Regions from separate parts of the Homo sapiens genome. Here region 2 is linked to region 1. A link is an interaction called in ENCODE POLR2A ChIA-PET data of the cell type or tissue named here. Cell type or tissue: OCI-LY7. All regions are shown on one strand. Links, peaks and the distances in the headings refer to the core of each region. The heading gives the core; the rest is flanking DNA. Region 1 holds the start of LOC124905157 (small nucleolar RNA U13). Region 2 overlaps MRTFA (myocardin related transcription factor A).

Region 1 (11,002 bases), core at 1,271-9,270:
ACTCTTTTGTGTCTGGCTTCCTTCACTGAACATAATCTATGCTCAGTGAGGGTAGAAGGTTGTCTATGCAGTACATCCATGGTGGTGCTTCAATCAGTAACAAAAAACATTCGATCAGTAATTAAAATGTTCTTTTTTATTACTGAGTGGTATTCCATTGTATGAACAGACCACAATTTGCATATTCATTCTCCTGTTGATGGACATTTTGGTTGTTATACTATTGTGAATAAATGCTGTTATGAATGTCCTTGTGCAACCCTTTTTGTTGAGAAATGTTTTCATTTCTCTTAAATACCTAGAATTTGGCTGGGCATAGTGGCTCATGCCTGTAATTCCAGTGTTTTGGCAGGCCAAGGCAAGAGAATCGTTTGAGCCCAGGAGTTGCAGACCAGCCTGGGCAACATAGCGAAACCGTGTCTCTACAAAAAAACAAAATATTAGCCAGGCATGGTGGCACGTGCCTATAATCCCAGCTACTTGGGAGGTTGAGATGTGAGGATCGCTCTCTGCCTCAGCCAACCAAGTAGCTGAGATTACAGGCACCTGCCACCACACCCAGCTAATTTTTGTTATTTTAGTATGGACGGGGTTTCACCATGTTGGTTAGACTGGTCTCGAACTCATGACCTCAAGTGATCCACTCGCCTTGGCCTCCCAAAGTGCTGGGATTACAGGTGTGAGCCACTGCACCTGGCCTTTTTACAATGTACTTCTATTCTTCCAGCTGGATAATTTCTATTTATCTTCAAGTTTGCAAACTTCTGCTGTCTCCAATCTACAGTTAAGTCTACCTGGTGAATTTCCTGTTTCAGTTAATGTACTTTTCAGCTTTAAAATTGTCATTTAAAAATTTAAAAAATTTTTAATTGTAAAACAAAACACAGATATAAAAAGCCAAACAAATCAATCAAACATAAACCTTAAGAAATTATTCAGTGGCTGTATTAAAAATACAAAAATTAGCCAGGCGGGGTGGCATCTGCCTGTAGTCCCAGCTACTTGGGAGGCTGAGGCAGGAGAACTGCTTGAACCTGGGAGCCGGAGGTTGCAGTGAGCCAAGATTGCGCCACTGCACTCCAGCCTGGGCGACAGAGCAAGACTGTGTCTCAAAAAAAAAAAAAGAAAAAAAAATTATTATAAGGTGAATACCAGTCAGATAAAACAACAACAACAACAAAAAAAAAACCCACCAAAACTTGGCAGACTATCCCAGAATACCCTTCTATAGGTCCCAGAATAATGACAATCTTACCAACAAATATCCCTCGTCCTAACTTTTTTTTTTGAGATGGAGTCTCGTTCTGTTGCCCAGGCTGGAGTACAGTGGTGTGATCTCGGCTCACTGCGACCTCCACCTCCCGGGTTCAAGTGATTCTCCTACCTCAGCCACCTGAGTAGCTGGGACTGCAGGCACCCACCACCATGCCCAGCTGATTTCTGTGTGTGTGTGTGTGTTTTTAGTAGAGACAGGGTTTCACCATGTTGGCTAGGCTGGTCTCAAACTCCTGACCTCAGGTGATCCACCTGCCTTGGCCTCCCAAAGTGCTGGGATTACAGGCGTGAGCCACTGCACCTGGCCTAACTTTTTTATTTTGGAGACAGGGCCTTGCTCTGTTACCTAGGCTAGAGCACAGTGATGTGATCATAGTTCACCGTAACCAAAAATTTCAGGGGTCAAGTGATTTTGCCACCTCAGCATCCTAAGTAGCTGGGATTACAGGTGTGCGCCACCATAGTTGGCCAATTTTTTGTATTTTTTGTAGATATAGAGGTCTTGCTGTGTTGCCCAGACTGGTTTTGAACTCCTGGCCTCAACTGATCCTCCTGCGTCAGCCTCCCAAAACACTGGGATTACCAGTGTGAGCCACCATGCTAGCCATATCAGTTTATAGTCAGTTAATTGTGATTTTTTTTATTTGTGTGTACTGTTATTTACAGATTTTTTTTTTTTTTTTTTTTAGACAGAGTCTCACTCTGCTGCCTAGGCTGGAGTGTAGTAGTGCAGTCACAGCTCACTGCAGCCTCAACTTCCTGGGCTCAGGTGATCCTCCCACTTTAGTCTCTCTAGTAGCTGGGACTACAGGCCTGTGACACCATATCCAGCTATTTTTTTCTTTCATGATTATATATGGAATGCTTCACAAATTTGCATGTCATCCTTGCACAGGGGCCATGCTAATTTCTGTATTGTTCCAATTTTAGTATATGTGCTGCTGAAGGAAGCACTTTTAATGTTTTTTTGTAGAGATTGGGTTTTGCCATGTTGCCCAGGCTGGTCTGGAACTCCTGGGCTCAAGTCATCTGCTCGCCTTGGCCTCCCAAAGTGCTGGGATTACAGGATGAACCATAATGCCTGACCGAATTTATCATTTTTATTGATATATAATTCACTTATCATAAAATTCCTTCACTTAAAAAAGTGTACAATTCAGTGGTTTTAAGTATATTCACAATGTTGTACAATCATCACCACTACTAATTCTAGAAAATTTTCATTACCATCTCCTCCCAAATCTTGTATCTGTTAGCAGTCACTCCCTATTCCTTGTGTTTTTTAAAAATTTTAATTAAATTGTTTCCTTTTTTTACAGATGGGGTCTTGCTCTGTTGCCCAGGCTGGTGTGTACTGGCTATTCACAAGCTTGTTCCCATTACTGATCAGTATGAGAGTTGTGACCTGCTCTGTTTCTGACCTGGGCCAGTTCAGCCCTCCTTAGGTAATGTGCAAAAACCTCTAACTGGTTGCAGACACCTGATCAACATAGTGGACTGCAGCTTAGAACTCTTGGACTCAAGTGATCCTCCTGCCTCAGCCTCCTGAGTAGCTGAGACTATAGGTGCATGCCACTATGCTTGGTCATTGTGGGGTTTTTTTCTTTTTCTTTTTTTTTGCGACAGGGTCTGGCTCTGTCACCCAGGCTGGATTGCAATGGTGCAATCTTGGCTCACTGCAACCTCTGTCTCCTGGGCTCAAGCAATTCTCCCACCTCAGCCTCTTGAGTAGCTGGGACTACAGGCATGTGCCACCACGCCTGGCTAATTTTTTTGTAAAGACCAGGTTTCACTATGCTGCCCATGTTGGTCTTGAACTCCTGAGCTCAAGTGATCCTCCTGTCTTTCCTCCCAGTGTGCTGGGATTACATGAGGCACCTCGCCTGGCTGTCCTTTGTGTTTTAAAGATATTTTTATCACCCAAATATTCACCCCAAGATAATTTTCTTTGTGTTCATTTGTAATATATTTGATATAACTAAAATCTCTTTTAGTTAGTAGGCTCCTCCTCCACCTCTTTTCATTTCCTTGTAATTTATTTGTTAAAGAATCCAGGCTGCTTGACATACAGAGTTTATCAGTCTAGATTTTGGGCAGTTACAGACTGAATGTTTGTGAATTAGGAGGTAATTATTTTGAGGTAACAAATACTACCTAGTGTTTGGTTTTGTTAGCTAGTTGCTCTATGTTTATTTGACAATTTGGAAAGTTTGAAAAACTATCCTGCTGCTGCCATCTTCCCACAATCTCTGGTTCTTTTTTGTTTCTATTTCTCATTGAGATTCTCCATCTGTTTGCTCATTATGTCTACATCTTCCTTTAACTTATCTATAACAGCTACTTTAGAGTCTTTCTGCTAATTGGAACATTAGGATCATTTCTTTCTTTTTTTTTTTCCTTTGTTTGAGATGGAGTCTCACTCTGTCGCCCAAGCTGGAGTGCAGTGGTACAATCTCGGCTCACTGCAACCTCCCCTTTCCCGGTTCAAGCGATATTCCTGCCTCAGCCTCCCGAGTAGCTGGGATTACAGGTGCCCGCCACCACACTCAGCTAATTTTTGTATTTTTAGTAGAGACAGGGTTTCACATTTTGGCCAGGCTGGTCTTGAACTCCTGACTTCAAGTAATCTGCCCACCTCGGCCCCCCAAAGTGCTAGAATTACAGGCATGAGCCACTGCACCTGGCCAGGATTATTTCATTATCAGATTTTCTTGATTACAGGTCACAATTACCAGTTTCTTCTCATGTCTAGAAATTTTGTTAACTTGGATAGCTTCAAACTACAAACTCTGTTCTCACTGGGAAGCAACTAAAATCTCTGCTCAGTTTATTCTGCTTCTAGCTGCTCGTATTTTGCTGAGCCTCATGAGGCCTCCTCAGAACACATAGTTCAGTAATCAGCCAAGGATTTTTAAATATTCTGTATGCAGATTTTGGGGCTCAGAGTTTCCACAAGCCCTTCTCGTCAAGGATTTTCCTTCATCTTTCTGGCTATTCTGTCAGCACCTAAATCTATCATTTGATATCTTAAATCAATAAGGCTGTGGCTTTCTGCCGCCCAAGCTATGTGCATTGGGCAATGTCCTCAGGCAAAAAGCCCTTATCACCATTTTTATCCATTATAGTTTTTCTTTTTTTTTTTTTTCAGATAGAGTCTCACTCTGTCACCCAGGCTGGAGTGCAGAGTCCAATCTTAGCTCACTGCAACTTCCGTCCCCTGGGTTCAAGCGATTCTCCTGCCTTAGCCTCCCGAGTACCATTCCCAGGCTAATTTTTGTATTTTTAGTAGAGACAGGGTTTCACCATTTTGGTCAGGCTGGTCCTGAACTCCTGACCTCAGGTGCTCTGCCTGCCTTGGGCTCCCAAAGTCCTGGGATTACAGGTATGAGCCACCAGGCCTGGCCCATTATAGTTTTTTAAGAATGGACTTGTACTTGGCTAACACGGTGAAATCCCATCTCTACGAAAAATACAAAAAATTAGCCAGGCGTGGTGGTGGGTGCCTGTAGTCCCGCTACTCGGGAGGCTGAAGCAGGAGAATGATGTGAACCTGGGAGGTGGAGCTAGCAGTGAGCCGAGATCATGCCACTGCACTCCAGCCTGGGTGCCAGAGCGAGACTCCGTCTCAAAAAAAAAAAAAAAAAAAGAATGGACTTGTACAATTTCTGCCTATTTTTGAAAGCTCTCTGGTGCCTTTTATTTTGATTTTTTTCATGTCAGATGGGTAATGTGCTGACCTTGTAAGAAGGTTTGAGGGTAGCACATCTCATACCTGCACGTGAACACCCAATCATCACACTCATGAGCTACAAAGGGATCTCTAGTGCCTTTAAATAGTTATTTTTAATATTTTGTCCAGATTTTATAATTATTATCTATGGAGGATTAATCCAATCAAGCTTTCTACCATAACCTGAATATTACTTCTGTATTTTAAAAAATCAACTTTATTTTTTAAAAAATGTCTGTGAGTCAGGCATGGTGGCAATGTGCCTATAGTCCCAGCTACTTAAGAGGTCTGAGAAGAGAGGATCACTTCAGGACAGAGTTCGAGGCTGCAGTGAGCTATGATTTGGCCTGTGAATAGCCACTGCACCCCAGCCTGGATGACACAGCGAGACCCCGTCTCTTACCAAAAAAAAAAAAAAAAAAAAAAAAAAAAAAATCTTTGTTAGTTACCTAGGTGTTTCTATGTGCCTCATCCAGTGATATGATGAACAAAACAGTCTTAGAAAATAATAAGGAGCTTTGCAACCTAACTTGACCAGGAATGGACCTATAGTATTTCTTTAGTCATTCATTCCAAATATAGCCATATTCCAACTCATACTCCTAAGAAGCAGTGGGATACGTTACTCTGTAGAAGCCCTACCTGCCATTGACTGGCCACGTACGTGTGATGTCACTCACATAGCAGGAAGACTCACAACCTCCATCCAGAAGCACCATTTCCCCATCCTGGAACAAAGTAAGACAGGTTAAAGTGGATAAGCTCATGATTATAAGTTGTTTCTAGTAATCCAAAGTATGCCTTTCTTTTTTTTTTTTTTTTCTGAGACGGAGTTTCACTCTTGTTGCCCAGGTTGGAGTGCAATGGTGTGATCTCAGCTCACCACAACCTCCGCTTCCCGCGTTCAAGCGATTCTCCTGCCTCAGCCTCCGAGTAGCTGGGATTACAGGTGATTGCCACCACACCTGGCTAATTTTGTATTTTTAGTAGGGACGGGGTTTCTCCATGTTGGTCAGGATGTCTCAAACTCCCAACCTCAGGTGATCTGCCTGCCTCGGCCTCCCAAAGTGCGGGGATTACAGGCGTGAGCCACTGCACTTGGTCCTTTTTATTTTTTTAAAGCTCTAATTTAAAGGACACTAATTGCTGGTTTCTTCTATTTATCTACACAGCATCTAAACTTTTCAGATGTTTGAAACAGGGGGCATGTGAAAACAAAACAAATCTTTTCAGATGAATTCACCCTGCCACAAGAAAGTTGGCAATGCGTGGTGTTTCAGTGTATAGGCTTTGGAACCAGACTCCTTGGGACTGAATTACTAGGTGTAAACATTAGCACATCATAAATATCACTATTATCATTTTTTTTTAAGAAAAAAAAACCCATATGCCTTTGCTTTATGAAACAAGAGAAAAAAACAATCCTATATACGTTGGCATGCCAGTGGTATGCCGGGCCTTATTCAAACACAGCCACCCTTAAACACTTAACCTTGGAATATCACTTCCCTCTTTTTTTTTTTTTTTTTGAGACAGAGTCTTGCTCTGTTGCCCAGGCTGGAGTGCAGTGGTGTGATCTCAGCTCACTGCAACCTCCACCTCCTAGGTTCAAGTGATTCTCCTGCCTCAGCCTCTCAAGTAGCTGGGATTACAGGTGCCCGCCACCACACCTGGCTAACTATGTTGGCCAGGATGGTCTCGATCTCTTGATCTCATAATCCGCCTGCCTCGGCCTCCCAAAGTGCTGGAATTACAGGCATGAGCCACCGCGCCAGGCCCCACTTCCCCTTTTGCTCTCCATCATAATACATGTGGGGAAAGAAGAAAACTTTAAGTATATCTCTAACTTTCTAATTGTCATGTTATGCTGAAATTATCTCTCTATGCCCTTGAAGACAGAGTATATGTTATTCATATCTAAGTAAGTACAAAATTTGACAAACAGTAGAATAATGGGTAAATGATAACATACAGTAATGGCAACTTAAAATGATGGATGTGATTTTTCATTTTTGGCAAAAGATGGAATAAATTTCTGTTAGTAAACAACTAAATCCTGGATAAAATGTATTTTATGACATGTTGACTTTTTTTTTGAGATGGAGTCTTGCTCTATTGCCCAGAGCTGGAGTGCAGTGGCGCAACCTTGGCTCACTGCAATCTCTGCCTCCTGGGTTCCAGCGATTCTCCCGCCTCAGCCTCCTGAGTAGCTGGGACTACAGGCGCACGCTACAACGCCCAGCTAATTTTTGTATTTTTAGTAGAGATGGGGTTTCACCATGTTGGCCAGGATGGTCTTGAACTCCCTGGCTTCAAGTGATCCACCTGCCTCAGCCTCCCAAAGTGCTGGGATTACAGGCATGAGACACTGGGATGCCTGGCCCTGTATGTTTACTTTTTAAAGAAACCATCTAATGAGATTTACTACAGTAAGGAGAAAAGGCAAAAATATATCAAGAATATAAAAGGGTACATAACTATAAATAAAAAGTAGCTTAAAATGTAAGACAATACTGTGAGTAATTTAGACAAAATGGACAAAATGGTAGAAACATATAACTTATGAAACTGTCTTAGGAAGAGTAGAAGTATAAATTGACATAATCTCTTTGGAAATCTTTGGTACTATCACAGTTGCAGATATGTATATCCTATGACCCAGCAATTCCATTATTAGGTGTCCCTTAGACAAACTTGGCAACTTGTATACCAGGAAAAATGCACAAGAATGATCAAAGTGAGAATCTGGAAAAATCATAAATGTCTATCTATGAATATTTATCACACTAAGAAATTAAAACTGAGAAAATTTTATAATATTTATTAAATTCATTTAAAAATAAACCCATTACATGTTAACATAAATAACATTTTTATGAAAAAAACTATTTTTCTAAATATAAATAGAAAATTGGCACTGTTTGCATTTTCTAAATTCTTTTGTCTAGTGTCACAGAAGACAGCTGGAATCTCACACTGCCTGTGCATTCAGTCTTTTGTGTTATCATCATAAAACTTCTGGGATACTCCAGTGTACACTAGTAAGAGAATGTCTGTGTTCTTATGACAATATATTTAACTTCATGAACCACACTAACTGCTGCTCTATACTATAGGAATTACAATAGGACGGGCATGGTGGCTCATGCCTGTAATCCCAGCGCTTTGGGAGGCCAAGGCGGGCAGATCACTTGAGGCCAGGAGTTTGAGACCAGCCTGGCCAACATGGTGAAACCTCGTTTCTACTAAAAATACAAAAATAGCCAGGCATGGTGGGCGCCTGTAATCCCACCTACTCAGGAGGCTGAGGAAGGAGAATCGCTTGAACCTGGGAGGTAGAGGGAGGTTGCAGTGAGCCGAGACTGTACTACTGCACTCCAGTTTGGGTGACAAGAGTGAAACTCCATCTGAAAAAAAAAAAAAAGCAAGAAGAAAGAAAATGCCTCAATATAGGAGAGATACTGAATGAGGAGTTTAAAAGTGCACGAAGGAAAATATCAGGCCCAAAGAGTTCTACACGTGTTTACCAAATTTTCAAGAAACATTAATTCAAGTCATTCCATAATACTAAGAATGAGACTATTAATTTTTCTGAGCTTAGTTTGACCTTGATATGAAAACCAGAAAAAGACAGCATAAGAAAGAAATTATATAGACCAAACTCACTCGTGAACACAGATCTGAATATCCTAAACTAAGTATTATTAAGTTGAAATGAATAGTGCTAAAGATAAGAAATGATGCTCAATTTCATTGGTAATTAAGGTAATAAAAATTAAGAGCACAAAGAGATGCTATGTTGTACCAAGTAGAATGCAGAAATTAAGAGGTCTGATAATACCAGGGGATGGAGAGGATGTGGCTGACAGAATTGCACACTGCTAGTGAAGTATAAACAGATACAAATAGTCAGGAAAGGTTTATATTATCATATATATTTTTATTTGTTATTTATTTTTTGAGACGGAGTCTCGCTCTGTCACCAGGCTGGAGTACAGTGGCGCGATCTCGGCTCATTGCAACCTCCGACTCCCTGGTTCAAGTGATTTTCCTGCCTCAGCCTCCTGAGTAGCTGGGATTACAGGCACACGCCACCACACCCAGCTAATTTTTTTTTGTATTTTTAGTAGAGACGGGGTTTCACCATGTTGACCAGGATGGTCTCGAACTCCTGACCTCATGATTCACCCACCTCGGCCTCCCAAAGTGCTGGGATTACAGGTGTGAGCCACTGTGCCTGGCCTATATTTTATTTTTTTTAAAGACAGGGTCTTGCTCTGTTGCCCAGGCTGCAATGCAGTGGTGTGATCACAGCTCACTGCAACCTTGAACTCCCCAGGCTCAGATGATCCTTCCCACCTTAGCCTCCCAAGTAATGGACTAGAGGCATGTACCATCACGCCTGGTTCATTTTTGTATTTTTTTGTAGAGATAGGGTTTTGCTATGTTGCCCAGGCCAGTCTTGAACTCCTGCATTCAAGGGATCTGCCCACCTTGACCTCCCCAAGTGCTGGGATTACAGATTTGAGCCACCTCACCCAGCCTATGATATTTAGGAGTTAAAAAAAATCCCTCCAAACTACATACAGAGCATACAATTTGTATAGAGTTTATAAACAAGCAGTAGCTAATTAATACTGTTTGGGGAGTCACATATATGTAATACAACTATTTCTTAAAAGTCAAGGGAAAGACAAAATTCAGGTTACCAGTTACCTTTGGGAGGGAGGAAGTGGGATGGGACAGCATAAGGGTAGGTGTGTTGTATTGCTACTGTTCTAGCTCTAAAATCGACTGCTTGGTTCATGGGTATTCGTTTTTATTTTTGTTTTTTTTTTTAATTATGCTGTATAATTTACATGTTTGCTATATTTTTTTCTTTTGGATTTACTGAATACTAAATCAGTAAAGAAATGGACTTAATAAAGGAATACACAATTCCTTCCTTGTATAGTCACATGGGAAGAAAATCATAGAAGATATGTTCCCTCACAGCTAACAGCAATTTCTTAAAATCTTTCTGCCCAGGAAATCTGCTTGGCTCACTGTTGTTGCCGCAAGTCCTCAGAGAAGTAGAGTTATAATGAAATGAGCAGAGGCTTTAGAGTAGAATACTTGGCTCTGCACTAATATGTTGTTTTAGGTTTTTAAATATTTAAATATTTAAATATTTATTTATTTATTTATTTATTTAGAGACAGAGTCTTGCTCCATAGCCCAGGCTGGAGCACTGGAGTGCGGTTGTGTGATCTCGGCTCACTACAACTTATGCCTCCCGGGCTCAAGCAATTCTCCTGCCTCAGCCTCCAGAGTAGCTGGGATTACAAGCACGTGCCACCACGCCTGGCTAATTTTTGTATTTTTAGTAGAGACATGGTTTCACCATGTTGGCCAGGCTGGTCTCGAACCCCTGACCTCAAGCGATTCACCCGCCTTGGCCTCTCAAAGTGCTAGGATTACAGGCCTGAGCTACCATGCCTGGCCTATGTTGTTTTATTTTTTGAAATTCGTTTTCCTCATCTATTAAAGAGGCATGTTAATAATTCCTCCTAACAGAGTTAATTTAAGGACAAAATGAGATAATGTCTGTAAAACCATTTTATAAGCAATAAAATACTTTTAAAATGTCAGCTAATTTGTGAAAGCTGAAGGTGAGAGGACATGAGGTTAGCAGGTTTTCTACTAGGCTATCTGGACCTAGTGGGAGTAGCACTGAGGGCATCTCACGTACCTTGATGAGTTGATTATTTTTCACATAGTGCAAAGTGTTTGACCGATTACCACCAGCCACCACAGGTGGATAGGCTAAAATGTCTGCGCCACGAGCCCGGCATTCAAATTCAAACTGTGAAAAACAACAGCAAGGTATGACAAAGGGTTTCTGTAGGGCTGCCCCAGCCCAAGCTCTCTTCAACAGCCCATACCTCCATACCAGTACTTATCTTAAGTCATTACTGGGAAGCTATTCATCATATCTAACCAAACCTTTTATGCTGT
Region 2 (11,002 bases), core at 1,071-9,070, 500 kb after region 1:
GCTAGAAGCTTTTAAGTCGGGGGTCAGGCATAGCCCTCTTTGTCACTCCAGCCCCTTTCCTGGCACATTTCTGGGCACATTTCTGCTTTTCACGGGGTGTACGGTCCCACAGGGAAGAGTGGAAATGGGCAAAGTGTGGATGGGGATGTCTTCTCAGAAGCCACACAGGTGTGGGGAGAGTTGCCAGCCCCACCCCGAGAAGCCTGAGGCTGCCCCTGAATGGCACCCTGTCTCCTGTGCCCTCAGCAAAGCCAACCCAAGTCTGCCAGTGAGAAGTCACAGCGCAGCAAGAAGGCCAAGGAGCTGAAGCCAAAGGTGAAGAAGCTCAAGTACCACCAGTACATCCCCCCGGACCAGAAGCAGGACAGGGGGGCACCCCCCATGGACTCATCCTACGCCAAGATCCTGCAGCAGCAGCAGCTCTTCCTCCAGCTGCAGATCCTCAACCAGCAGCAGCAGCAGCACCACAACTACCAGGCCATCCTGCCTGCCCCGCCAAAGTAGGCACCCGCTCCTCACTGCCTGCCCCTGCCCTCCCCGAGCCACCCTGAGCCAGGCAGGTGCCAGGTCTGGTGGGGGTGAACCTCACATCTTTAAGGACCCGCTGGTCTGGATGCTACAGAGTGGTCTGCAGGCAGGGCCACCCTAGCCTTTGCTGGGCCCTTGCCCCATGCCCATCTGTACCCAATCCTGCTGCCCAGGCTTGGGCTGCCACCTGCAGAGGCCACGGGCGAAGCTGGATGGGGCTAATTTCTGCCTTTTCTTCCCAGGTCAGCAGGCGAGGCCCTGGGAAGCAGCGGGACCCCCCCAGTACGCAGCCTCTCCACTACCAATAGCAGCTCCAGCTCGGGCGCCCCTGGGCCCTGTGGGCTGGCACGTCAGAACAGCACCTCACTGACTGGCAAGCCGGGAGCCCTGCCGGCCAACCTGGACGACATGAAGGTACATGGCCACTGGAAAACTTGAGCCACTGCCAGCCTGGCCCTTCCCACAGGGGCTGTCTGGGTGCTGGTTTTTAGGCAGGGAAGGCAGCCAGCCTAGGACCCACCGTCATGGAAAGCAGAGCAGGGCTTTAGGCTCTGGTCCCCATCAGACAGGGCACCTTGGACACAGCTCTGAGGCTGCCTGGAGGTGGTCATGGTGAATGACACCAGCTTCCTCGTGGTGGTTCCTGTTGTTGGCAGCACAGCCAGCATCTGTCCAGGCAGTCGCATGTCTCTTATCTTCCTCGACTTACGTGTTGCATGCAGTGTGAGAAGTGGGGATTGGTGCCCCTTTGAGGATGGTCAGGCTGAGGCAGTGACAGGAGGAGGAGCTTGTCCACAGTCGCAGACCTGGTCAGTGTAGACAGGACTGTCCAGTAGCAACCCTGCCCGCATTTTCCCCTTTGCCGGTTAATGCAGAGCTCACTCTGCCGTTCAGGTGCAGTGTCTGCCTGGGAAGAGAGCGGCCTGTGATCAGGGCCACAGACTTGGCTTCCATCCTAGGGCCTTGGAGAGGAGTGGGTCATGCCCAGTGCCTTGCGTGTTTTCTCTGCCCCATCAGAAGATGGATTGGACCAAGCTCTCCCTTGAGAACTTGTTCTCTGAACCAGGCTGGGCCCTACTTTCATGAGCTCAGTTTTCTCTTTGCAAAATACAGTCTGTTCCATTGAATATTTATTGAGCCCATGCACCATGCTGGGGGCTGGGGGCTGGGGACAGCTGTGGGCACCATGTACCAGCCCCCGTTGCCTGCATAGGTGGGGAGCATTTTAACCAGACCCCTGCTAGAGTGAGAACAATGAAAGAGAGGATGCTGTTGGCTCAGGTGGTGGGGGGCATTGCACCCTCCAGGCTGCTGGAGGATTAGGGTAGTTGATGCATCTGCAGTGGCCCATGGGGCCCAGACTGCCCTTCTGCCTGGACCCAGTGCCCTGTGTCCAGCTGCCCCTGGCCTCCCTGACTCTTGACTGCCTTGCAGGTGGCAGAGCTGAAGCAGGAGCTGAAGTTGCGATCACTGCCTGTCTCGGGCACCAAAACTGAGCTGATTGAGCGCCTTCGAGCCTATCAAGACCAAATCAGCCCTGTGCCAGGAGCCCCCAAGGCCCCTGCCGCCACCTCTATCCTGCACAAGGCTGGCGAGGTGGTGGTAGCCTTCCCAGCGGCCCGGCTGAGCACGGGGCCAGCCCTGGTGGCAGCAGGCCTGGCTCCAGCTGAGGTGGTGGTGGCCACGGTGGCCAGCAGTGGGGTGGTGAAGTTTGGCAGCACGGGCTCCACGCCCCCCGTGTCTCCCACCCCCTCGGAGCGCTCACTGCTCAGCACGGGCGATGAAAACTCCACCCCCGGGGACACCTTTGGTGAGATGGTGACATCACCTCTGACGCAGCTGACCCTGCAGGCCTCGCCACTGCAGATCCTCGTGAAGGAGGAGGGCCCCCGGGCCGGGTCCTGTTGCCTGAGCCCTGGGGGGCGGGCGGAGCTAGAGGGGCGCGACAAGGACCAGATGCTGCAGGAGAAAGACAAGCAGATCGAGGCGCTGACGCGCATGCTCCGGCAGAAGCAGCAGCTGGTGGAGCGGCTCAAGCTGCAGCTGGAGCAGGAGAAGCGAGCCCAGCAGCCCGCCCCCGCCCCCGCCCCCCTCGGCACCCCCGTGAAGCAGGAGAACAGCTTCTCCAGCTGCCAGCTGAGCCAGCAGCCCCTGGGCCCCGCTCACCCATTCAACCCCAGCCTGGCGGCCCCAGCCACCAACCACATAGACCCTTGTGCTGTGGCCCCGGGGCCCCCGTCCGTGGTGGTGAAGCAGGAAGCCTTGCAGCCTGAGCCCGAGCCGGTCCCCGCCCCCCAGTTGCTTCTGGGGCCTCAGGGCCCCAGCCTCATCAAGGGGGTTGCACCTCCCACCCTCATCACCGACTCCACAGGGACCCACCTTGTCCTCACCGTGACCAATAAGAATGCAGACAGCCCTGGCCTGTCCAGTGGGAGCCCCCAGCAGGTACCTGGGTATGGGAGGAACCGGGCAGGGCCCAGAGGAGGGTGGGAAGAGCGTCTCGCTACAGCCCTCTTGGGCCAGGGGACCCCTCGTGCTGGACATTTTGTGTTTGCTTCATTTAATCTTCCTTCACCAGGGGGGTACTGAGACTTAGGAAAGTTAAGGGACCTGCCTCAGACCCCCTAGCTGTAGGGCGGAGCCATTGGTGAGCTCCCCACCTCTCTGGCTGTTGAGACTAGAACATTTCGGCACCTCAGCAGCAGGACTCCTGAGCAGCCCGTACCCAGGCTGGGCCTGCCCTAGTGCTGCTCTGTGGGGAGTGGCCAGTGAAGGTCAGAGGTAGCCTGCCCCGGGGAGAGGCTGTGGGGTCCTCTGGCCAGGATCCAGCTCAGGGTCCTCTCCTCAGAGAGGCTAGCTGTCCCCACCAAGGTGTCAGCAGCGGAAAGCTCCCTCAGCAGACCCTCTCTCAGCCCAGGCCACAGGTGAGGCTGCCCTAAGGCTTTATGTAGCCTCGTGGTCCTGCAGAACTTGGGGGTAGAGAAGACAGTGACAGGAACAGGTACCTCAGGATAGGAGACAGGGGTCCCTGAGCAGCCCCAAGCAGAGAAAGAAGCTGCAGAAATCTCAGGGGGTGACCAGCCCAGCCCAGAGACCTCTCCCAAACCTCAAGGGGCCAGGCACCCCCTGCAGGGTTGAGGGCCCCCCATCCTGTATTCCTTCCTACCTAGTGGCTTTCATGAAAGCTCCCTAAAAGCCAGTGCCTCCCATCTTCCCTCCTAGAGTGTGAGAGGCCCTGGCCCTATCCCCGCCCCCCGCCCCCTACAAGGCAGGTCTGCACCCCCAGCCCCCTGGCCACTGGTCCTCTCCCTGCTCTCCTGTCCAGCCCTCGTCCCAGCCTGGCTCTCCAGCGCCTGCCCCCTCTGCCCAGATGGACCTGGAGCACCCACTGCAGCCCCTCTTTGGGACCCCCACTTCTCTGCTGAAGAAGGAACCACCTGGCTATGAGGAAGCCATGAGCCAGCAGCCCAAACAGCAGGTGAGGAAGGCGGGCTAGGCCTGGCTAGTGTTGGCAGCTGCCCTAGGCTGCTGGGCTGAGGCTCCTACAGCCCCACCCGGAGGAATAGGGGGCAGGCGAAGCCCAGCTTCAGGGTCAGAGAGGCCTTGGGGAGTGGGTTGTTAGGGGACGGGCTCCAGGAGTCCGGGCACGCCCATGGGTCCTGTGGATCTGGCTGCTTATTCTGGGGCAGAGGGAGGGGCCTCATTCGTAGTTCGGGCTGGGAGCCCCCATTCAAGATTTTTATCTCTTTTTTTTTTTTCCTTTGTCCCACAGGAAAATGGTTCCTCAAGCCAGCAGATGGACGACCTGTTTGACATTCTCATTCAGAGCGGAGGTAACCCCAGGTCCCCTGCTGCCTCCCTGACGGCCTTCTCTGTTCATAGGTGTCTCTAGCCCTGGGTTGGTTTGTTTTTATTGAATGCTTCCGTGCGTGACCAGTCTTGGGCAAGCACTGTGGATGCAGTGGTGGCTGTGAGCCCTCCCGTCTCCAAGGCCTGGGCGAGAGGACCAGGGAAGGTGCCGTCCTTCAGCTGGAAGCACTGCCCCAAGGCCCTCGCCTCCCAACGAACAGAAGAGACATTTGCCCTTGTGGAGCTCACAGTGCAGCCTGGGGAGGTGGACAACAAATATAAGAAATAAGCAGATCATATGGAAGATCCGAGAGGAGCCTTAGGACAAAAATGGAGGAGAGGGAGAGGTCTGGGGAGCCTGGTGGGGAAGGTCCAGGATGTCTCCTGTGAGCAGGGGCAGCTGTGTGCATCTGTGCGGCCTCGGGAGTACCTGGCGGGTTGGAGTGGAGTTGAGGAAAGGGGAAGAAGGCCTTCATGGCCAGATCATGCGTGGCCTCCTGGGCACCAGGGCAGGGTGGCTTTGGCTCCATTGTGTGGGAAGCCATCGCACAGCCTTGAGCAGAAAAGGCCTGGTCTGATGCAGGACCCAGGCGATAGTAGCCGTGCAAGGGCAGAAGCAGGGAGCCCCAGGTTGGGGGGCGACTGGAGAGCTGGGCTTTGGCCCAGCAGGCAGCAGTGGCGGGCAGAGGAGCGGCTGGAATCAGCCCCATTTGGAGAGAGCCAGGTTGGTGTCTTTATGGATGAAGTGGGGGGAGAGGGAAGGAACAGCCAAGGATGACTTCAAGGGCTGTGGCCTAAAGGGCCAGGGTGGAGTGGCCATTGATGGGGTGAGCTGGGGAGGGGGCACGTGTGGGACCACATTGCGCGGTCCCTGATGGGGTGTGTCACGAGACCGAATGGAGGGTTCACAGGGACAGTTGACATCAAGTGGCATTTGTGAGAGAGGTCTGGGCTGGAGGTAGGAGTTGGAGTGTTGTCACATCTAGATTGGCAGTTGGAGCTGGGAGGCTGCCGAGGGTGTGAGGTGGGGGAGCAGAGGTTGGGGCTAAGCCCAGCCTTGGGGGTCGGGAGGACAAGTAGTGGCAGGGTGCGGTGTCCTGGAATCCAGCCGTGACCAAGGGAGCTGAGGACCGAGGCCTGGACACGGAAGGTAGGCATCATGGGCACAACAGGAAGTCCATGAGAGGCCTGGGAGCAGGGTGGGGGTGGCCGTAGAGAGCTCTCTGGGAGGTTCCCCTGCAGAGGGGAAGAAGGAGGTAGGGCAGATGCTGGGCAGGAAATAGCGCGCGTCTGTGTGAGGGGACCCAGCTGGGAGTAGAAGATCCCAGATGACCCCGAGATGGTCCTGGGGAGGAGCTCACTGGCGGCAGCAGGCAAGAAGTCTGGGCCTGTGGTGCCGATGCTGGGTGGTGAGCGTGGACTTCTCTTTGAGTGTCTCAGTGGCTTCAGGAGGAGGAGGAGCGGCTGAGGGGTGCAGGCAAAGTGGGAGCTCAGCCTGGAACCACAGCTCTACCAGAGTAGATGTGATGTTGTGTGAATTTTATTTCAATTTAAGACAAGAGCTCAGTCACTGGTGTTCCTGTGAGGTCTGTAATTCTCAAGCCCTAGGGAGAATCCCTGGGTCCCTGGGGTCTGAGGCGCATCTCTCACCAGTGCAGGTGGCACTGAGGCGGCAGGTATGGGACCCGCTGTGAGGACGGCTGGGCTGGGCGCTCAGGAGCGAGGCCTTGGCGTGAGCTTCAGGAGGTTCCAAGGGAAGGAGGTGCTACCCCAGAGATATTGTTCAAGAAGGAAAAGGGAACAGGCTTTGAACTCTAGCTTCTAAGGGATGGCAGAGAAAGGGAGATGGTGGGTGTGGGTGCTGCCTGCCGCCAAAGGGACACTGAAAAGTGGCCCAAGAGGTGGCAGTGATGCCAGAAGCAGGTGTTTGAGGAGAGAGGTCTGGGCAGGTGGTGGCAGCTGGGCAGGCAGCGACCTCCTTGCCTGGTGAGAGCGGCTGCAGGGCAAAGAGTGCATTCTGCCAGGACAGGGGGGGCCAGAACCCACAGGGTTGGGGAGCAGGCCTGGTTTTTGCATAATTCTTTTTTTAGTTGTGGTGAGATAATAAAATTTGCCATTCTAATCATTTTTTAAATGTACAATCAGAGGTATTAGGTCCATTCACAGTGTTGTGCAACTGTCACCCCTATCCGCTCCAGAACTTCATCACCCCATAAGGAAACTGTACCCATTAGACAGTAACTCCCCATTCTCCCCAACTCCAGCCCTTGGCAGTCCCCATCCCACTTTCTCTATGGATTTGCCTGTCGTGGGGACCTCACAGAAGTAGACTCAGTTTGTCCTTCTGTGTCTGGCTTATTTCACTCAGCATAATGTCCTCAGGGTCCATCTGTGTTGCAGCATGTGTCAGAATTTCACTCTTTTTAAAGGCTGAATCATACCCTGTAGTGTGGATTCACCACATTCTCTTCATCCATTCATCTGTGGCTGGACACCTGGGCTGTTTCCACCCTTTGGATGTTGTGAATGTCAGTGTACAAGTGTCTGTCTTGAGTCCCTGCTTTCAGTTCTGGGCATAAACCTAGGGTTGGAATTGCCGGATCATATGGTAATTTCTTCTTTTTTTTTCCTTGGAGACGGAGTCTGTTGCCCAGATTGGAGTGCAGTAGCACGATCTTGGCTCACTGCAACCTCTGCCTCTGGGGTTCAAGCAATTCTCCTGCCTCAGCTTCTCGAGTAGCCGGGACTACAGGCACCCGCCGCCACGCCCGGCCAATTTTTTGTGTGTTTTTTAGTAGAGACGGGGTTTCACTGTGTTGCCCAGGCTGGTTTTGAACTCCTGAGCTCAGGCAGTCTGCCCGCCTCGGCCTCCCAAAGTGATAGGATTACACGCATGAGCCAACGCACCCCGCCTCATATGGTAACTTCTGTGTTTAACTTTTTGAGGAATCACTAAACTGTGTCCACTGCAGCTGTAACGTTTTACATTCACACTAGCAATGCACAAGGGTTCCAGTTTCTTCACCTCCTCACCAGCACTTCTTATTTTCAATTTTTTGATACAAGCCATCCTAATGGGTGTGAAGTGGTATCTTAGTTTGCATTTCTGTCATTTAGTGACGTGGAACATCTTTTCATGTGCTGCCTGACCATTTGTGTATCTTCTATTGGAGAATGGCCAAGTCCTTTGCACATTTTTTTTGATTTTTTAAAAATTGTGATAAATCGGCTGGGCGTGGTAGCTCACGCCTGTAATCCCAGCACTTTGGGAGGCTGAGGCAGGCAAATCACGAGGTCAGGAGATCGAGACCATCCTGGCTAACATGGTGAAACCCCGTCTTTACTAAAAAATACAAAAAATTTATCCGGGCATGGTGGCGGGCACCTGTAGTCCCAGCACTTTGGGAGGCCAAGGCAGGCGGATCACGAGGTCAGGAGTTCGAGACCAGCCTGACCAACATGGTGAAAAAATTAGCCAGGCATGGTGGCACGTGCCTGTAATCTCAGGAGGGTGAGGCAGGAGAATTGCTTGAAAACGGGAGGCGGAGGTTGCAGTGAGCCAAGATTGCCCCACTGCACTGCAGCCTGGGCAACAGTGAGACTCAAGTCTCAAAAAAAAAAAAAAAATTGTGGTAAAATACACCTAAAATTTACCTTTTTTTGTTGTTGTTTTTTGATAAAGATGGGGTCTTGCCTTGTTGCCCAGGCTGCTCTCAAACTCCTGGCTTGAAGCCAATCCTCCTGTCCCAGCCTCCCAAGTGCTGGCATGACAGGTGTGAGCCACTGTGCCCAACCCATCATAACCTTTTTTTTTTTTTTTTTTTTTTTTTTTGAGACAGGGTGTCACTCTGTTTCCCAGTGTTGGAGTGCAGTGGTGCAATCTTGGCTCACTGCAACCTCCGCCTCCCGGGTTCAAGCCATTCTCCTACCTCAGCCTCCTGAGTAGCTGGGATTACAGGCGTGCACCACCGTGCCCGGCTAATTTTTGTATTTTTAGTAGAGGTCGGGGTTTCACCATGTTAGCCTGGCTGGTCTCGAACTCCTGACCTCAAGTAATCCACCCCACTTGGCCTCCCAAAGTGCTGGGATTACAGACGTGAGCCACTGCACCCAGCCCATTGTAACTAACCATTTTTAAGTGTATGGTTCAGTGGTATTAAATACATTCATAATGTGTACAGCCATCACTGCCATCCATCTCCCTTTCTTTTGATCTCGTAAAACTGAAACTATCCCCATTAAACAGTAACTTCCCATTTGGCCCTTCCGCCAGCCTGTAGCAACTGCCATTCTACTTTCTGTCTCTATGATTTTGACTAAGTGCAATCATGAATTGTCTTTTGTGACAGGCTGTTGCACTAAGCATAGTATCACTTCCTTCATCCATTGATGGACATAGGTTGCTTCCACATTCTACTGTTGTGAATGCACTTATCAACACCTGTGTACAAATACCTGAGACCCTGCTTCCAATTCTTTTGGGTATATGCCCAGCAGTGGAATTGCTAGATCATATGGTAATTCTATTTTTAAGTAAGTAAGTGTTGGAGGAACCTCCATACTGTTTTTCATAGCAGCTGCACCATTTTGCATTTCTACCACAGGGCACAAGGGCTCCAGTTTCTCTGTATCCTCACCAATACTTTCTTAAAAATTTAATTTTACAGTAGCCACTCCAGTGGGTTTGAGGTGTATCTCACTGTGGTCTCCCTCATGACTAGTGATATTGAGCTCTTTTCATGTGCTGTTGGCCATTTGTATATCATCTTTGGAAAAATGTCTGTTCAAATCTTTCTTTTACCTATTCTTGAGTCAAGTTTGGTTTTTTGTTGTTGAGTTTTAGAAGTTCTCTGTGTATTCCGGATATCACTTCTTTATCAAATATGTGATTTGCAAATATTTTTAAAGAGTTTTATAGTCTTAGCTCTTACATTTAAGTAAGTCTTTGATCCGTTTTATTTTTGTAAATGGTGTGACGTTGGGGGGTCCACCTTCATTCTTTTGCATGTAGATATACAGGCTTGGCTTCTGATATCCATTTACTCTCTTGATTGATTGGCAGAAATTTCAGCAGATTTCAAGGAGCCGCCATCCCTGCCAGGGAAGGAGAAGCCATCCCCGAAGACAGTCTGTGGGTCCCCCCTGGCAGCACAGCCATCACCTTCTGCTGAGCTCCCCCAGGCTGCCCCACCTCCTCCAGGCTCACCCTCCCTCCCTGGACGCCTGGAGGACTTCCTGGAGAGCAGCACGGGGCTGCCCCTGCTGACCAGTGGGCATGACGGGCCAGAGCCCCTTTCCCTCATTGACGACCTCCATAGCCAGATGCTGAGCAGCACTGCCATCCTGGACCACCCCCCGTCACCCATGGACACCTCGGAATTGCACTTTGTTCCTGAGCCCAGCAGCACCATGGGCCTGGACCTGGCTGATGGCCACCTGGACAGCATGGACTGGCTGGAGCTGTCGTCAGGTGGTCCCGTGCTGAGCCTAGCCCCCCTCAGCACCACAGCCCCCAGCCTCTTCTCCACAGACTTCCTCGATGGCCATGATTTGCAGCTGCACTGGGATTCCTGCTTGTAGCTCTCTGGCTCAAGACGGGGTGGGGAAGGGGCTGGGAGCCAGGGTACTCCAATGCGTGGCTCTCCTGCGTGATTCGGCCTCTCCACATGGTTGTGAGTCTTGACAATCACAGCCCCTGCTTTTTCCCTTCCCTGGGAGGCTAGAACAGAGAAGCCCTTACTCCTGGTTCAGTGCCACGCAGGGCAGAGGAGAGCAGCTGTCAAGAAGCAGCCCTGGCTCTCACGCTGGGGTTTTGGACACACGGTCAGGGTCAGGGCCATTTCAGCTTGACCTCCTTTTTTGAGGTCAGGGGGCACTGTCTGTCTGGCTACAATTTGGCTAAGGTAGGTGAAGCCTGGCCAGGCGGGAGGCTTCTCTTCTGACCCAGGGCTGAGACAGGTTAAGGGGTGAATCTCCTTCCTTTCTCTCCCTGCTTTGCTGTGAAGGGAGAAATTAGCCTGGGCCTCTACCCCCTATTCCCTGTGTCTGCCAACCCCAGGATCCCAGGGCTCCCTGCCATTTTAGTGTCTTGGTGTAGTGTAACCATTTAGTGGTTGGTGGCAACAATTTTATGTACAGGTGTATATACCTCTATATTATATATCGACATACATATATATTTTTGGGGGGGGGCGGACAGGAGATGGGTGCAACTCCCTCCCATCCTACTCTCACAGAAGGGCCTGGATGCAAGGTTACCCTTGAGCTGTGTGCCACAGTCTGGTGCCCAGTCTGGCATGCAGCTACCCAGGCCCACCCATCACGTGTGATTGACATGTAGGTACCCTGCCACGGCCTATGCCCCACCTGCCCTGCTTCCTGGCTCCTTATCAGTGCCATGAGGGCAGAGGTGCTACCTGGCCTTCCTGCCAGGAGCTCTCCACCCACTCACATTCCGTCCCCGCCGCCTCACTGCAGCCAGCGTGGCCCTAGGACAGGAGGAGCTTCGGGCCCAGCTTCACCCTGCGGTGGGGCTGAGGGGTGGCCATCTCCTGCCCTGGGGCCACTGGCTTCACATTCTGGGCTGACTCATAGGGGAGTAGGGGTGGAGTCACCAAAACCAGTG

What was found. ChIA-PET counts read pairs that join two places held together with the same protein. Peaks named below come from ENCODE experiments on the same cell type or tissue, not always from the same donor. Only the 100,000 strongest peaks of a DNase experiment are listed, where the experiment ranks them.
Region 2: POLR2A ChIA-PET joins it to region 1 with 10 read pairs; 5 of 35 experiments call an interaction of 5 or more read pairs at or near these places.

Annotation. Positions count from the first base shown.
Region 1 is chr22:40,908,970-40,919,971 of GRCh38, reverse strand. It overlaps XPNPEP3 (X-prolyl aminopeptidase 3), which reads right to left. Exons shown (of 10, transcript NM_022098.4): 6 at 10,737-10,850; 7 at 5,648-5,733. It overlaps LOC124905157 (small nucleolar RNA U13), which reads right to left and starts at 5,093; the gene lies at 4,990-5,093. It also overlaps the pseudogene RNU6-379P. In OCI-LY7, for the core only: no CTCF peak of the experiment used is centred there; no DNase peak of the experiment used is centred there.
Region 2 is chr22:40,410,345-40,421,346 of GRCh38, reverse strand. MRTFA (myocardin related transcription factor A) reads left to right here. Exons shown (of 15, transcript NM_020831.6): 10 at 247-500; 11 at 771-942; 12 at 1,963-2,973; 13 at 3,854-4,006; 14 at 4,301-4,361; 15 at 9,440-11,002. The coding sequence ends at 9,957. Among named protein-coding and RNA genes, the nearest start is that of SGSM3, 45 kb to the right of the region's middle. RefSeq lists enhancers at 4,457-4,956, 5,662-6,061, 6,942-7,091 and a silencer at 8,722-8,821. In OCI-LY7, for the core only: a CTCF peak has its summit at 6,215; DNase peaks (open chromatin) are centred at 2,536, 5,616, 6,366, 8,676 and 5 weaker places; H3K4me3 peaks cover 4,500 bases; H3K27ac peaks cover 8,000 bases.